2 separate regions of the Homo sapiens genome follow, and region 2 is linked to region 1. The links are chromatin contacts, found by Hi-C or POLR2A ChIA-PET in ENCODE. All regions are on one chromosome and are shown on one strand. The core of a region is the stretch at or near the end of the contact, and the rest is flanking DNA. Distances in the headings are between cores, read along the strand shown. Region 1 overlaps COTL1 (coactosin like F-actin binding protein 1). Region 2 overlaps USP10 (ubiquitin specific peptidase 10).

Evidence for each region. Hi-C counts contacts between places; a loop is a spot of excess contacts on that map. ChIA-PET counts read pairs that join two places held with the same protein, here RNA polymerase II (POLR2A). Pooled maps may share reads with other maps.
Region 2: a pooled map shows a loop between it and region 1 (3-fold over the local background). The contact joins two enhancer-like sites. A Hi-C loop is called at or near these places in 5 of 50 pooled maps. POLR2A ChIA-PET finds 5 or more read pairs at or near these places in 5 of 52 experiments (A549, B cell, BJ and 2 more).

The regions. Positions count from the first base shown.
Region 1 is chr16:84,598,365-84,603,564 of GRCh38, reverse strand. All of the region lies in intron 2 of COTL1 (coactosin like F-actin binding protein 1), which reads left to right. Among named protein-coding and RNA genes, the nearest start is that of COTL1, 17 kb to the left of the region's middle. RefSeq lists enhancers at 1-96, 1-126, 3,208-3,357, 3,465-4,286, 5,029-5,200 and 1 more and silencers at 148-442, 3,592-3,791. Within about 2 kb of position 3,949, at least 31 of the 41 ENCODE cell types and tissues checked have a DNase peak (open chromatin) inside an H3K27ac peak, as active enhancers do; they include B cell, where a contact is called at or near this core.
Region 2 is chr16:84,749,801-84,754,919 of GRCh38, reverse strand. All of the region lies in intron 4 of USP10 (ubiquitin specific peptidase 10), which reads right to left. Among named protein-coding and RNA genes, the nearest start is that of USP10, 52 kb to the right of the region's middle. RefSeq lists an enhancer at 2,629-2,708. Within about 2 kb of position 3,524, at least 4 of the 41 ENCODE cell types and tissues checked have a DNase peak (open chromatin) inside an H3K27ac peak, as active enhancers do; they include B cell, where a contact is called at or near this core.

The DNA.
Region 1 (5,200 bases), core at 2,700-5,199:
CCAGGCCCGATTCCCAGGGCATCACCCCCTCAGCTGGCTGATGAGGATCAACGTGCTGTGTCACCGATGAGGAGACCTCCAGGGGGAGGCTTGCTGGTCCCCTGGGCTCTCAGTGGGTCCCCCTGTGTTTACGGCAGAGCTGTGACGCCGTGTTGTACCCACGGCCGGGTTTCCAGTGTGTTCACTCAGAGCCTGGCGCAGAGCCCTGGCTGAGTCACACTTCGTTGCCTCAGTCCTTTGGGAAGAGGGGAGGTTCTGCCTCGGATGTTGCATGGGGTAATGAATAAGTGAATCCGTAGAAGAGTAAAGTGAGTCAGCTGTCCCCGTGGGGGCTGGTGTGCGCAGGCTTGCGGGCTGGAGTGTTGTTAAAGTCCACGGGGAAGGAAAACTGGCTGCGAGTCTGCCCCCACCAACCAGGGGCTCCCAGGCAGAGATGGAGAGGCCTCCGGGGAACTGGGGGGCAGAGAGGGGAAGTCGCTGGGCCATTGTTACATGGGAGGAAAGGGGCAGAGCCAGGACCTGAACCCTGGTCTCCAGGCTCTCATGCCGCTGAGGTTTCAAGCCAGCTGCGTCCCTCTGGGCTACCGTTCTTGGTGCATGTGAAAGGTGGAGAAGCAGCTTCCTTGTTACGCAGGCATCACTGACTCTGGCATCGCTGACTCCAGCAACACTGCCTTTTTGGCCTTCCCTTTCCATGCACTTTTTTTTTTTTTTGAGATGAAGTCTCTGTCGCCCAGGCTGGAGTGCAGTGGCATGATCTCAGCTTACTGCAACCTCTGCCTCCTGGACTCAAGCAATTCTCCTACGTCAGCCTCCCGAGTAGCTGGGATTACAGGTGTGCACCACCATGAATGGCTAATTTTTGTATTTTTAGTAGAGACAGGGTTTTGCCGGGTTGGCCAGGCTGGTCTCGAATTCCTGAGCTCAAGTGATCTGCTCGCCTTGGCCTCCCAAAGTGCTGGGATTACAGGCATGAGCCACTGCGTCTGGCCACATGTGCTTTTATTAAACCACAAATTTGTCAAAACAAATCAGTTGTTATGTCTGTCCATATCCATTCGTTCCTGCCTGTCTATTCATTCCTGCTCTCTGGGGGTGGAAGTCACACTTTAAAAATCCTGACAAAGAATTGGTTTTATTCTTTTTTTTTTTTAATTAAAAGAAAAAAAGTTTTTTGAGACAGAGTCTCACTGTGGCCCAGGCTGGAGTGCAGTGGTGCGATCATAGTTCACTGCAGCCTCAACCTCCTGGGCTCAAGCAATCCTCCTGCCTCGGCCTCCCAAAGTGTTGGGATTACAGGTGTGAGCTGCTGTGCCCATCTGCTTGGTTTTACTCTTATAAAATGGCACCCCCCCCACCCCCATTGAACTGAAACGCAGCTGCAAATTTGGAACTGAAAAGCCTCTGAGAAGTCAAAGATGCCATGTAGATGCCCTTCATTTATTCGGGAAGTATGTATTGAGTACATGTGGGGCATCGTCTGGGTGCTTTGGATGTGCTAGGGAACGAGATTCCTTCCCTCCTGGAGTAGGGCTGAGCAAGCTGAAGGAGGCCTGTAGCTCATTCTGAGCCTTTAAGCTCTTAGTTTGCACACAGTTATCATCAGCTGCATCATATGCCCTTCTGGCTTGTGGTGAGTCGGAAAAAGAGAGAAGGGCTGGTGGAGGAAGGCGTTTTGAACTTGCCAGCAGAGGCTGTTGCTTTGTCTGGAGTTCTGTCACAATCTCCCTCTCAAATTGTCAACAAGAACCCTCTTTGTCCTTACCCTGTTCTCTGGAGGAACTCTGAGTCATCCTTCAAGACCCTGATCAGGATGGGTGCGGTGGCTTATGCCTGTAGTCCCAGCACTTTGGGAGGCCAGGATGGGGGGATCACGAGGTCAAGAGTTCGAGACCAGCCTGGCCAACATGGTGAAACCTGGTCTATATTAAAATACAAAAATTAGCTGGGTGTGGTGGAGCGTGCCAGTAATCCCAGCTACTCGGGAGGCTGAGGCAGGAGAACTGCTTGAACCCGGGAGGCGGAGGTTGCATGAGCCGAGATTGTGCCCCTGCACTCCAGCCTGGGTGACAGAGCAAGACTCCGTCTCGGGGGGATAAAAGAAAAAGACCCTAATCAAACATCACCTCCTCTGCAAAGCCAGTCCTGGTCACAGCTGCCCAGGCAGAGCGGATTTCCTTCTTTCCTTGATGCTCCTGTAACTGCCAGTCACAACTCTTTGCCATAGCAGTAATTTCATGGTATTCACACACTACATTTTTGTTTGCTATGGTAGACTGTATATTTTTTGAAGGTAGGGATTGCATTTTCAGCAAAATCCCTGTATCACAGATTGTCAGTAAGTGTTTGTCAAATAACCAACCCACAGCGATGGAAGAGGCAGCACAACAGTGAAAAGCAGACACAAGAGTATAAAGCAGTGTGTGCCAGGGCTGTTCAGTGATTGGGAGCCAGACGCTGAACCCCTCAGTGGCGCAGCGTCTCCTTATAGATGCTATAGATACTGTAATAAGGTCCTCAGAGCCTCCAGGGACTGCTTTACAGCCACTCTTCTCTAAGTCAGAGGGTGGAGTCAGGTCTAACACACTAACTCCCATTTAAGGAAGTAGAGAATTATCATGAAAGAAAGTGCTAGTGCTTTGTCATAGGGGGAAAACCTTTAGCTCTCGGTTTAATTTGGGTATCCAGATCAGCTTATACCCTGGAGGTTCTGCCGAAGTAATCATCTTTCTTTTCCTCTGGCCATCCTGTACTTCATTTTCTTATGTTCTCTGTCAAGCTAGGAAAGCTGGGTCATTCACACCTAGTGAAAATGCAATGAATCGGGGATCATTTGAGGAGTCTCCTGCGTGGGATATCAAACCGCATTTACAGTGTGAGCTCCAATGCAGAAACAATGTGCCTACACGCAGATACCCACACAATGCGGATCACATAAAGAAACAGAGCCTTGGCCGGGCGCAGTGGCTCGCGCCTGTAATCCTGGCTCTTTGGGAGACTGAGGCGGGCAGTTCACCTGAGGTCAGGGGTTCGAGATCAGCCTGGCCAACACGGTGAAAGCCCGTCTGTACTAAAACTACAAAAATTAGCCGAGCATGGTGGCAGGTGCCTGTAATCCCTGCTATTCAGGAGGCTGAGGCAGGAGAATCGCTTGAACCCAGGAGGCGGAGGTTGCAGTAAGCTGAGATCGTGCCACGGCACTGCAGGCTGGACAACAGAGCGAGATTTCGTCTCAAAAAAAAAAAAAAAAAAGAGCCTTTATTCATGCCCTATAAGGAATAAACCAAAAGGAGTTTAGAAATAAACAGAGTAATGGGTTTCAGTTTTTACACTTTTTAATACTTTTGCAAAGTTTTTTGAGCAGGACAGGAGGGTGTTTTTGGTTTGGTTTTGTTTTTGTCAACTGCAGGGAGTTACGAAAGTCACTCTGAAAAAAGACAGCAAGTGGTATAGTGATATCAGGCCTCTTAGTAATGAGAGCTCTCCCTTCAACTTCAGCAACGAACCTGGCCCCTTCCAGCCCCAGCCTCAGGCCCCCTCCCTCTTACAGACGTGGGCGGCCACTGAGCCCTCCTTCCTCTTTGGTGGCAAGAAGACATTTCTCCTTCCCCAGCCTTGCCCTCTCTCCCCTTAGCAGCCTGCTAGAAGCCAGCCGCTGCCATGGCGACTGCCCAGCTGTCCCCTTGCTCTGGGCAGCAGGATGTAAGAATTCTTTCCCATTTCCTTTCATCCTCGCTCCAGGGAGCTCCCTCGGTGGAAGCTGACAGCTCAGCTTTTTGGTGTGTGGGTTGTTTTTTCCCTTCCTGAGCCGTGTTTGCATAACCTCTCCGGAGTCTCTGTAAAGTTAGGGCAGCTTTAGAGTGAGCTGCAATCTTGCCGCTCTCTGGGGCAACTTCCTCCTGTCCTCCCCTTCCCCCTTTCTTTGGCCTTGCTCTAAAGTTCAGTGTTGGGTGGAAATTCTGAAATGATTCTTTTTTCTTTCCATTGGCCCACAGATAACGTATAAGGTGCCTATGACATGCCTGGCATGGTGATCAGTGCTGGGGCCATAACAAGACCCAGACAGATGTGAAAGTAGCTGAAAAGATCCAAAGGACTTACGCTAAAAAGTTTCTAGGGTGGTGGGGGATCCTTAATTTCTTCATTTTGCTTTTTTGTGTTTCTCATTATTCTACACCTAGTATGTGTTTTTGTAATGAAAAAAGGTTGTTCAAAACATTTGCAAAAGTGTTAAGAAAGTTACACAGTGCTCGACCCATAGCAGATCCTCCTTCCTCGGGGGTTTGGTCCTCCAGCCAGGACTGGCTTTGGCGATACGCAGAGGAGACTAGAATCTCTTTGGGGAAAAGGCAGAGGCCCCCAGTCAATGTGGATCCTGGGTGGGGGCCGCCCTGGTGAGAACACTGGGTGCCTGGTCAGAATCTCTTCCTCAGTGCTGACCTGAGCCTGAGATTTCAAGTTTGGGTGGGAGGGGGAAGGGGGGGAGGGGCAAGCCTTCAGAGCTTAGTGGGGACCATATGCCGTTTGTAACTTTTGGGGAGTTATTAGAGCGGCTCATCCTGGTGGCTTTGGTGATTACAGGTAATTCTTGCCTTTACCCCCCTCCCTAGCCCCTTTGTGGTCATCCTCTGTTTCTGTTGTCACTGGGTTTTCTCCCACATCCCCATCCCTTTGACTGCCCAGCAGCTCCAGCCTGATCACCCCCGACCCCGCTTGGACCCCCCCTGCTTGCTCCCCCCCACCCCTGCCGCTTGGTCCCCGCCGCCCCCACTTGGTTCTCCCGCTTGGTCTCCTGCTTGGTCTCCTTGTGTGGTCCTTCCCACCCCCACTGTCTCTCCTTTACCCCCTCTGGCCTTTCCCTGCCCCATCCCTCTCTCTTCCAGAGAGGTCGGGGTTGGTGGGGGGGGTTGGGGGGGAGAAGGGGAGGAGGAGGCACAGATGGGGAGGAGGTGGGAGAGGCGTAAAGGCACCTCCAGGACCCAGGGGAAAGGTCAGAGGAGAGCCAGGAGAGGGAAAGGCCAGAGAAAAGAGCATGTAACAGCCACCAGGGCCGGCTGCTGAGTTCACAGCTCTGCGCCAGGCGGTATCCTGAGAACGTTAGGATGCTGATTTGTTGACACAGATGAACTTACTTAGTAAATGAAGGCAGAGAACCTTGAAGAGATGACCTGGGCATTGGACTGAGGCTCCCTTTACCTAC
Region 2 (5,119 bases), core at 2,275-4,774, 150 kb before region 1:
ATCCGCCTGCCTTGGATTCCCAAAGTGCTGGGATTACAGGTGTGAGCCACTGTGCCTGGCCTCCTTTCATGTTCTTAACTGAGTTAGGGGCCCAGAATAATCTGCATGGCCTGGAGGCTTGACCATTCAATCTCTATGCAATCAAAGGATACATAAATCAACTATAAACCGACTTTTTTCCCAGCATTTATTTGTGAGACAGCATGAACTAGTCAGACAGAAACCTTTAGTTTCTACATCAGCCATTCCCTTAAATCGATACCAGCTTCCAGTTTGCTTATTTTGAGGCGCAGGCAGGTTAAAAAGCAGTTTCAGTTTTTCTTGCACAGTATTAAAATCAAGTCTTCTAGCACCACCCAGTGGTTTGTTCAATAACTGCAAGGAACCTACAAAAGCGAACGAGCACAACCTCTGCAACAGCAGAACATACGTACGGGCCCTTGGGACGTGTACTAGGAAATGTACTCCACCAAGCTTTCCTTCAAGCCTTTGACAGTCTTTGAAAGGCCATTCTGGTACGACGTCGTTAAACGCAGAATAAACCTTTTCAGACTTGGAAAATACAGAAGAGACACGAACAACCTAGATTTTTCTTAATGATTATTCTGTTACTGTAGAAAAATTTTATCTAGTGGCAAGTCTTTCATAAACTAAAATACCGTATCATTCTGTTATTAATCTCTTATAATGATCCTAAATCCTAATCTCAGAGTAAGACCGACAGAAGGCACTCAAGATTCTCCACACTGTCTCCACAGTAGCTGACCTCATCACTGCCTACCTGATATTAGTGCTGTGTGCCTCCTTCTCTGGACAGGAGGCTCCTTAAAGACAAGACTCTCACACTTCAACTGCTCAACAAAGTCCGCACCATCTAAGGTAACAGGACTTGGTGGCCTTTTGTGTCCTCAGCCTGTTACTGCCATCCCTACTAGCTGCATGAGGCCTCCCCTCCTTGCTTTCTCCCCTCAACACCCCTCTGCCAATGATCACTTCTCCCTACAAACAGCTGCCATCTGTTCCTTTCTGATCTTATGCCTTAGACTACCCTGAAGGCAAGGCCAATCATTACTCCAACTAGACAGTGCATGGCATACAGTAAGTTCTCATTAGACAGTAATACAGGATCAATTAAACATCTGGAGATTAAAGTTGTTGGTTACGGCAAATGACTCCACTCATATTTGTTAGAAATGACTCAACAGACTTTAAAGGTCATTTAGCTCCTGGTCCAGAAAGTCTAAATGACAGCTCCTGAGAAGACGCACAGTAAAGGGCAAGGGCCCAGGCACACAAACCAGGAAGACGGGGGTTCGCGCCCTGGCTCTGCCACTTCATTCATTGTGCGGCAGATCACTCCGCACCTGGAACAGGTAAGGAGCTGCACCACGCTCAGCTATAGCAAAGATGAGCACGCATGTAAATACATAAGCAGACCACTCCCGGCATGACGGCCAGCTCAATACAGACATCAGAATCCCCCCTAGAAAATAAAGAGCTAATAGAGGTGGAAGGAGAAGGGAAAAGCAAATGAATTTATGTGAGAGTCTGAGAAAACCAACAACTTTCAGCATCCCAAGAGGAAATGTTAGCCCAACTTCCTTAAAATCTTGACAAGTTTTAAACATCTTGACATATTAAAGATATATTAATAAAGTTCTATTTCAGGCAACACTTTGGGAGGCTATGGCAGGAAGATCACTTGAGTCCAGGAGTTCCAAGATCAGCCTGGGCCACACAGTGAGACTCTGTTGCTATGAAAAATAAAAAATAAAAAATAAAAAAATTAGCTGTACATGGTGGTGCCTGCCTATAGTCCCAACTACTCAGGAAGCTGGGGCAGGAAGACCACCTGCGCCTGAGAGATCAAGGCTGCAGTGAGCTATGATCATGCCACAGCACTCCAGCCTGAATGAATGAGCAAGACCCTGTTTCTTAAGAAAAAAAAAATACGTTTTTAAAAAATAAAGCTCCATTTTAAGAGGAATGATTGTAAGAAATGAAGATTAAATACTTATTGTCAAAGATTTTCTCTTAAGATCCAAACACTCAAGAAACATTTAAGGTCCACTTTTGTAACATCTCACACGTACACTAAGCCTTCCATCCTGACTCATTTCGATAACCATCAACTGGAGGAGACACTAACGCTTTATGAAGTTCGTGAGCTCCTCTTCTTCCTCGCAGTGAAAAAAACAGGGGTGCAAAAGCAGTTCTAATTCCTCCTAAGACCAGACCGAATTATGTTCAAGTGAATGAATCCTATTGTTATCATGCAAAAGTCAGGTCTTACGGACAAGCCAGAACTAATACCACTTCCAAATTTCTAATATCACTCTTCGCTCTATTTAAATTCCTCTTTCAACATCAACATTTTCATTTACAATGTTATTCCTAGCCTAAAGTCCAATACGCATTCCAATTATGGAGGCTAAAAGAATAAAAATGAGGAAGGCGGGCCACCAAGGATAGAGGGCAGGCAACTTCTAGGTTGAAACTTGACCTGCATTCCAAAGTCATTGCCATTGGTGTATCTATTTTACCTTCTTTAAGGGCATATAATAGAAGTTGGCTCTAATAACAAACTTTCCCCAGAAGCCTTCTTTTCAATTCATCATGGTTGGTATAATTTACTACTTAACTGTTCAGACAGCAACTTTAGGAAGATGGCCTCCCCCAGTCCATCTTTGTCACAGGAGTTGGTGGGGCTGCCTAGAACAATGTGTGAGAAAAGGCACAAAATGCCAGAATGACTCATAAAAGACACAAAATTGAAACCTGTAGTTCACTTTTGTAATAACTCACATGAAAAGGCTGAACTGAAATTTCACTCTTATGAAATCTGCTGACATACAGAAAAATGGAGTTGCTTAATAGCCTTTTTTCAAATTTTAAGACATACATGCTAGATGGTAGCTCACAAGGGCTGCCACAAATCAGCCCACTGAAATTGTTTATCAACTCAAAGGCAATACCAGCATCGTAAACTTTTATGTCATCATAAGCTATGATTATTCTTACACATATTTTACACATCAAATTCTGTTTTCCTAAAATTAGGACTTAGGGGTCATATTAACATTGAAAATCCCTGAAAATGCAAGGTACAGAACTCTGATTCTTAGGGCTCAATAACTGGCCCGTAATCGACATTCTGGTGTTGTTGACCTGCTTTTCTGTCATCATTCTAACTGTCCAGAACATTCTCCAAGTGCTTTTCTTTTCCTCATTACCATCAATTTGGAAGAACACACACTATCTTGGTTATCTAACCAGGTGGAGGACAGCAAAGTGACCAAAATGTACCACTACCCATTGACTACAGATCAACTTATGTTTCTGAAGTGGAAAGATGTATAATAAATGTGAGGCTACAAACATCGAATCAGATGTGGACTAAACTCTCAGTCCACAAGGGTGGATCCCGGTAAACAGGTGCCACGCCTTTTTAACTTAGATCACGCCGCATGACCACTGCCTGTGTACTTCAGAGTTTGAAGAGGAAGTGCAAAATATCTGAGAAACCATTTCCCCCAAGGAGCGGGGGGAAATATATGCATGATTTATAAACTGCCAAAATAAAGATCAGTTTTAGGATACACAGCCATGCTTAATGATGGGGATATGTTCTGAGAAATGTGGCATTAGGCAATTTTGTCATTGTGGGATCACATGCCTAGATGGTATAGCCAACTACACACCTGGGCCATATGCTAGAGCCTATTGCTCCTAAGCTACAAACCCGTACAGCATGTTGTGTACTGAATACCGTAGGCAACTGTAACACAACTCACTGGTCACTAGAAATTGTTTAGCTCCATTATAATCTTATGGGACCACTGTCGTACATGCGGTCTGTTGTTGACTGAAACATCATTAAAGCAGCACATAACTGTATGTTCATTTACACTTAAATAAACACGGACAGGGTAATTCATTAGAGAAGACCCAAATTGTAATAACTTTGTTTCTTGATCCAATGCCTTTTAGGTATAAAACCACTGTGAAAAATCATATAAACAGGTTTTGACTAACAATTCATAATAAATGACATTGCTAGATACCTCAACGCAATGTTTTCAGAGCTGTTCAAGAGCTCAGTTTTCCTAGTTCTCTCTCACTGGAATTTTAACTTATCGGGCAGTTGGCCACTCTTCTTACCCAGCATTATTTATATTCTGTTAAAACAAAATATACTGTTGCATAATTTTGAAAGCAAAACATCAAATACAAAATGGCTCTATTTGTGATGTGAAAGCATCTGATACAATTTCGTCTAGTATATGAGGAATGTTCCTTAGTAAAGACCCAGGAAAAGTACAATGTTCAATGAAAGCATACGTTCAATTTCAAACGTCACATGTTCGTCAACTCCAAAGTATCTGTGCTAATGAGGGAAGCAGCAGCAAAGGCACTCCCCACGTGTCTGCCATACTCACTCTTAACAAGGGTGTCGCGTTTTGCAACTACTTTCAAACACAAGCTATTAAGTTTTGGGTTTTTTTTTTTTTTTTTGAGACAGTCTCACTCTGTGGCCCAGGCTGGAGTGCAGTGGCACGATCTGGGCTCACTGAACCTCCACCTCCCCGGTTCAAGCTATTCTCCTGACACAGCCTCCTCAGTAGCTAGGATTACAGCCATGAGCCACCACGTCCATCTAATTTTTTTATTTTTAGTAAAGATGGGATTTCCCTATGTTGGCCAGGCTGGTCTTGAACTCCTGGCCTCAAGGGATCCACCCACCTCAACCTCCGAAAGTGCTGGGATTACAGGCGTGAGCCACTGTGCCGGGCTGTATTAAGTTTCCTTTTGTTGACTCCTACTGATAAATGGCAACCATCTCCTCTCAGACCAGTCACTGAAACACAGATCCCTCTCCAACCCTCGGCAAGACAGGGCTTTTGTGTTTAGATACATCCTTCCCTTGGGGCTAAAGGAAATCACTGAGTATTCAGTTCACACGCTCTCCCCTGGCGTGTCCTTCTCCTTTCAAATAACAGTTCACACTTGAAAAACAGCCAATGGAACAAAATGTTGACACATAACCTACACCGAGGAGATGGCCTTGCCACCAAGAAGGTCCAAGTAGAACCCGTTAAAGTGGATAGTTTAAGAGTAA